Regions from separate parts of the Homo sapiens genome. Here region 1 is linked to region 2. A link is a loop called in an ENCODE intact Hi-C map of the cell type or tissue named here. Cell type or tissue: MCF 10A. All regions are shown on one strand. Links, peaks and the distances in the headings refer to the core of each region. The heading gives the core; the rest is flanking DNA. Region 1 overlaps AJAP1 (adherens junctions associated protein 1). Region 2 has its middle 360 kb from the start of MIR4689.

Region 1 (2,912 bases), core at 249-2,748, 830 kb before region 2:
CTCAGATGGTGATGCTGGCTCACCCACTGCTCACCTCCTGCTGTGAGGACAGTTCCTAACAGATGCTGGTACTGGTTCATGGCCCAGGGTTGGGGACCCCTTCCTTAGAGAACCGGACCCCCAGTCAGTTGCTGCTTGGGGTGAAGTCATCGTCCCACCCAAGCTGTGGGTCTGAATTTTGGGAAGAGCCCCTGAGACACAAGGCAATGAGCCCACAGCACTGAGTGAACATGGAGGTTTCAAGTGGGAAGGGGAAGACGTTTGGGGAAGTTGGATTCCTCCCTAAAGAATGCCGTTAGGGTAAGGCCAGGAGTGTTTGCTCATGCCTGTAATCTCAGCACTTTGGGAGGTAGAGGCGGGAGGAAAACTTGAGGTCAGGAGTTCAAGACCAGCCTGGCCAACATGATGAAACCCCATCTCTACTAAAAATACAAAAATTAGCCAGGCGTGGTGGTATATGCTTGTAGTCCCAGCTAGTCAGAGGCTGAGACAGGAGAATTGCTTGAACCTGCGAGGCAGAGGTTGCAGTGAGCTGAGATCGCACCACTGCACTGCAGCCTGGGTGACAGAGTGAAACTCTATCTCAAAAAAAAAAATGCCATTAGGGTGGCAACTTTCTTCCTCCTTGTGTGGGGCCAATCCTGTGTATTTGAAGCTAAAAGCCCTCTTCTTAAAGTAGCTTAGAGAGCAGTGCTGTGTGTGTGTGTGCGTGTGCGTGTGTGTGTGTGTGTGTCTGTGGGTGTCTGTGTGTTGTGAGGTTGTAGGTGTGAGGCATCAGTTGACTTTAAAATGCCCAAGTAATACATGTCTGCACTTTTTCCTTCATCAACTGAAAAGCTGTTTAAAAATGTAATTAACAAAATCTCTCAGCAGACCTTCAAGGTCAGGAAATATTATTAGCCTTATTTCACAGATGGGTAAACTGAGGCAGAGCAGGAGTAAGCAACTTTCCTAAGGTCATACAAAGGCAGCAGAGTGGTGCCTGAGGACTCCAAGAGGAGTGTGCCCGTAACTCAGGCTCTGGTGGCTCAGTCCTGGGACGGGGATTCCTGGGGAGTGTGGGGCTCATCCATCTCTGTTTCCGCAGGTTGTGCATATCCTGGAGCCGGGGTCCCCTGCCTGGGAGACGGGGCACATCCAGGGTTAATGCCCACGGGGTGGAGCCTTCACTGTCCAGGCTTTCTTGCCGGGCTCTGCCTGCCTTTTATTTTCCCTCATTTTCAGTGAGAGACTGAAGTCCATGACAATTCCTTACGTAGGAATTCTGGTGTTCCCAGTGAGTCACAAGTAGGTAGAATTTATGTCAGTTGCCACAGGGCAATTTGAATTTTACAGGAGATAGTCAGAGTCAGTCAATGAGAGGGACCTAGATTCAGACAACAGGAAGGAGTCAGACTCAGCCAACATTTTTTTAGCTTGCTTTTAAAATTGAAGTGAAATTCACATAACATAAAATGAGCTATTTTAAAGTGTAAACTTCAGTGACATTTCGTGTGTTCACAATGTTGTGCAACCATCACCATTCTTTAGTTCCAAGACCTTTTCATCACCCTAAAAGGAAACTCCATGTCTTTTAGCAGTCATTCCCCGTCCCCCTGGAAACCACTTACCTACTTCCTGTGTCTTCAGTATGGCCTGTTTTGGACATTTTATATAAATGAGATCATACAATTAATACATTCTTATACTGCTATGAAGAAATGCCCGAGACTGGGTAATTTATAAAGGAAGAGGTTTAATTGACTCACAGTTCCGCATGGCTGGGGAGGCCTCAGCAAACTTACAATCATGGCAGAAGGCAAAGGAGAAGCAGGCACCTTCACAGGGCGGCAGGATGAAGTGAGTGCAAGCAGGGGAAATTCCAGGCGCTTATAAAACCATCAGATCTCATGAGCACTCACTCACTATCACGAGAACAGCATGAGGGAAACCGCTCCCATGATCCAATGACCTCCACCTGGTCCCGCCCTTGATTGTGGGGATTATTACAATTCAAGGTGAGATTTGGATGGGGACACAGCCAAACCACATCATACAATATGTAACCTTTTGTGTCTGGCTTCTTTCACTTAGCATAATGTTTTTTAGTTCACCCACATTGTAGCGTGCATCAGTACTTCACTCCTTTTTATGATGAATTCTGTGCCACACTGCAGATAGGCTACGTGCTGTTTGCCTGTCCATCCACTGATGGACATTTGGGTTGTTTCCACCTTTTGGCTGCTGTGAACATTGCTGCTGTGAACATACATGTACAGGTGTCTGTTTCGGTCCCTGTTTTTGATCCTTTGAGGGACATACCTAGGCATCAACACTTCTTGGACACGGGCTTTATCCACAATTGCCTAGTTACGGCACTGCTACAGCATTTGTGTGATCTTTGGAAGTTCCCATGGTTTTTCTGAGCCTCAGTTTTCTCATCTGAAAAACGGGGATGTCACTCAGCCCTGCACAGGGCTGGAAGGATGGTGACCCCCTACCATTTACAGGTGGCTGCCCAGCAACAGAGCCAATGCAGGCTCCTTCCCCATCTCATCCTAGATTGCAGACAGGCCTCTCTATGCCTGTGCACCTTGTTCACAGCGCTGGGCCTGTGGCAGCCGGTCTGTCTTTACTCCTTACACATCCCCAGGGAGGAGGCTCAGTGAGAAGCAGCACTTTTTATCAGCTCTGCACTAAAGAGGAATTATGAACCATTTTGGGAGTGGATTAAAGCAATTGCCCCGGGATGAATCTTATTCTTGGTGCCTTTTCCTTTCCCCTTTTCCTGGACCTCAGAGCTGAGCCATGTGATCTACTGAAAAATACCCAAGTCGACATTGATCCTTTTAGTATGACATCAGCCCTGACCCACAGTAACAAGGAACTTGTGACCCACCCATGTACGGTGAACTGGGAGCTTCCCTGGCAGT
Region 2 (2,912 bases), core at 97-2,596:
TGTTTATCCATTATCTATTTAGCTATGCATCTATCCAAGCATCTATGCACTCGTCTATCATCTGTCTATGCATTTATCCATGCATGCAAGTATATTTATGTATGCAAGTATACGTATAATAGACATAGATATGAACATAACATATGGAAAGAGAAGCTGTGGTTAGGCTCTTGGTCACATTTGGATCCCTGTAGCTATTTCTCCAGAGCAGAAAATATTTTGCCTAATTTTATTCTGCTGAAACCGTTTTTTTTAAAAAAACAAATCTTGCAGATGCTTCCTCCAGAATAGCATGTTTTCCCCAAAAATAACTGGGCCAGGGTTATCCTAATTAACTGAGTATTCCGGAAGTTACCTTTGGAAATGATACTATGTATAATGTCAAAATTTTCCAAAAATTGGCCCTGGAGCACAGTGTAAGCCACCCGTCCATTACAGCGCCGAGGTCCCAGCACCCCTGATGTCCAGCGGTCCCAGCCGCCGCCCAGCCTCTGGCAGAAGTCAAGCCTCCATTCCAAGCCTGCTCTTGTTTCAGAGGAGTTAACTGGGATTTACAATAAGAGGCTGACTTGGCAAGCCGGGAAAATGGGTGTTTGAGGCTTCATTTCCCCCCTTTCTTAAGCAACATCTTTTCTGAAGAATTTCTCTGTGCCTTGTCCCTCCTCCCATGGCCTCAATCTATTTTTAATGACATTTCTGTCAGCCTTGTATTTCCCTTCTCCCCTGTTAATATCCAGGTTTTTCATTATTCACGGTGCCATCTGTCTTCCTCCGACCCCACCACTTCCCCCACCCTTCACGTCATTCGGCAGGTGCTGCCTTACTGTCTCTGTCTCCGAGGCTGACATCCTCATTCTCAGTCCTTTAAACAAGCCGGGACCTATTTACCCAGCCACATGAACCCTCTCCTTCCTGGAAGCCAGCCCTGCCTTCCTGAGCAGGCTGTACATGGAAGCAATTGCTCCGACACAGACAGGGACACCGTGGTGCGTCTCTCGGCCCCATCACGACGGCCTGCACCACATCCCAAATCGGAATCCAGCTCATGCATGCGGGGTTGGCCCTAGAAAGTGCCAGGAGGCATCCAACCCTGGGCCTGGCCTCATCCTGGACATTTTCTTGTTTCAGGCATGAAATATGTGGCATGGAGGTTTAGAACATGGGCCTCGGAGTCACAATAACTACGGTTCAAATCCCTGATTCTCTCAAGCAGGGTGACCTTGGACACTTGACTGTTGCTAAACCTTGCTGTCCTCACCTCTGAAATGGAAGTGACTATCCCGATTACGGAGAGTTCCAGTGGGGATGAATGGAGATACTCTGCAGATCCCTGTTGGAGACATAGGAAGCCCACAGCCAATGGGAGATCCAGAAAGATCACAGTGTGTCCCAAAAGGGAAAGAAAAGAGCAAACGTGTTGTATGCAACTAGGAGCCTAAGTAAGACTACAGAATGCGCTGAGGCGTCTCAGACCCAAATCCATCTCCTTCAATTTAGCCGTGTTTGAAATATGAAAGTCACCATTGCAAGCAAGCCCACACTCGCAGCGTTCCTGCCGCCGAGTATTTATGGAGACATCCACCAGTCAAGGGAGACTTATGAGCTACATAAATACAAAGGATAATCCGGCAAATTCCGAGTTGCACTAAAGGGCTACAAATCAGTGTTTGGGCTGGGCTCCAGATACAAAGAGAAAGTGTGATTAAGTGTGACTTTTTTAAAGTTTTGTTTGGATTTATTCCTAAAACTCCTTCACCCGAAGACGCAGATTTCTTGTTGGCACAGATGGCTGCCCTGTCGTGAATCAGAGGCAGAGAATTTGAGCAGTGCCCAAAAGAAGCCTAGAAAAAAGAAAGCACAAAAAGCAGAACGACTTCTAACTTTGGTGCAGAACTAAGATCTGTTCCCACCTGTCAGTGACACTGGGGGTGATCTGCACTCTGGGGCGGGGGCGGGAGCTCTGGGGTGCAATCCCTTGAATGCTTGCTGGGACCTCCTGCTCTGCAACCACCTCCACACTGGCCATAACTAGGCAGAGGCCTTCACAGGCATCTCTCCAGCCCAGGGCTGTGCAGGTGGCTGCAGGCAGGATGTCTGGCCTGAGCCAGCACAGTGGACATGTACAGAATAAATAAAAGGACAAATGGCAAAGTGACATCAGGAGAGACAAAGGACCAAGGGCTTTTTCAGCCAAGACAGCGCTGTGGTCAGAGCTGCAGTTCATCCCAGGGCAGAGGTTTGTACCTGAGAAAAGCATTCTACCACGCAGCATCCTGCCCGGGTGGACCAGGGCAGAAGCACTGAGGTCAGCTCCCCTGGGAAGATGGTGTCTCAGGGTCTTCCTGAGTTGCTCTGAGCTGGGGGCCTTGGGCAGTTCCTTCCTGACCTTCCTTGTCTACAAATTGAGACTCATCGCCTTCCTCGCCGAATTAGCATGCAGGTTCAAAGAGGGGCCCGGAGGCTCCTACACGACCAGCCAACAAACTCTAATTTCAAGACAGTGTCTTCCCCCTGTTCCTCCTGATAACAGCAGCTGCAAGAGGGTTCAAACCCCAGCACACTCATGGCTTCCTCTTGCTCTGCACTCACTCTGGTAGATTAGAAAAAATTGTACTAACCGTGAAGTTTAATTTTCTGTGTTCTGACACTTTGACTTCTAGTGCCTTGCTGATCCTGGAGGGACGGCCCTTCCCAGGGCTGGCCAATTCCTACAGATAGTAAAGGACTGTGCTGGGAGCCCACCTTTAATACCAACCCACCCAGAGCCCACACCCCACGACCTCCTCTACCAGATTCTCCCCCCAGGGCCACCATCCACCTGCCCTAGTCACCCCTGGCTAGGTGCCAGACACCTAGGGGCAGCCTCTCTGCCCCAGAGCCCACAGAAATTATCCACACGAGCCTATCCTTCC

The links. Hi-C counts contacts between places; a loop is a spot of excess contacts. Peaks named below come from ENCODE experiments on the same cell type or tissue, not always from the same donor. Only the 100,000 strongest peaks of a DNase experiment are listed, where the experiment ranks them.
Region 1: a loop joins it to region 2, with 9 times the contacts of the local background. A loop is called at or near these places in 5 of 110 quality-filtered maps.

What each region holds. Positions count from the first base shown.
Region 1 is chr1:4,667,629-4,670,540 of GRCh38, forward strand. All of the region lies in intron 1 of AJAP1 (adherens junctions associated protein 1), which reads left to right. Among named protein-coding and RNA genes, the nearest start is that of AJAP1, 14 kb to the left of the region's middle. In MCF 10A, for the core only: no CTCF peak of the experiment used is centred there; DNase peaks (open chromatin) are centred at 1,313 and 1,573.
Region 2 is chr1:5,500,925-5,503,836 of GRCh38, forward strand. No RefSeq gene overlaps it. Among named protein-coding and RNA genes, the nearest start is that of MIR4689, 360 kb to the right of the region's middle. RefSeq lists enhancers at 486-986, 987-1,487. In MCF 10A, for the core only: no CTCF peak of the experiment used is centred there; no DNase peak of the experiment used is centred there.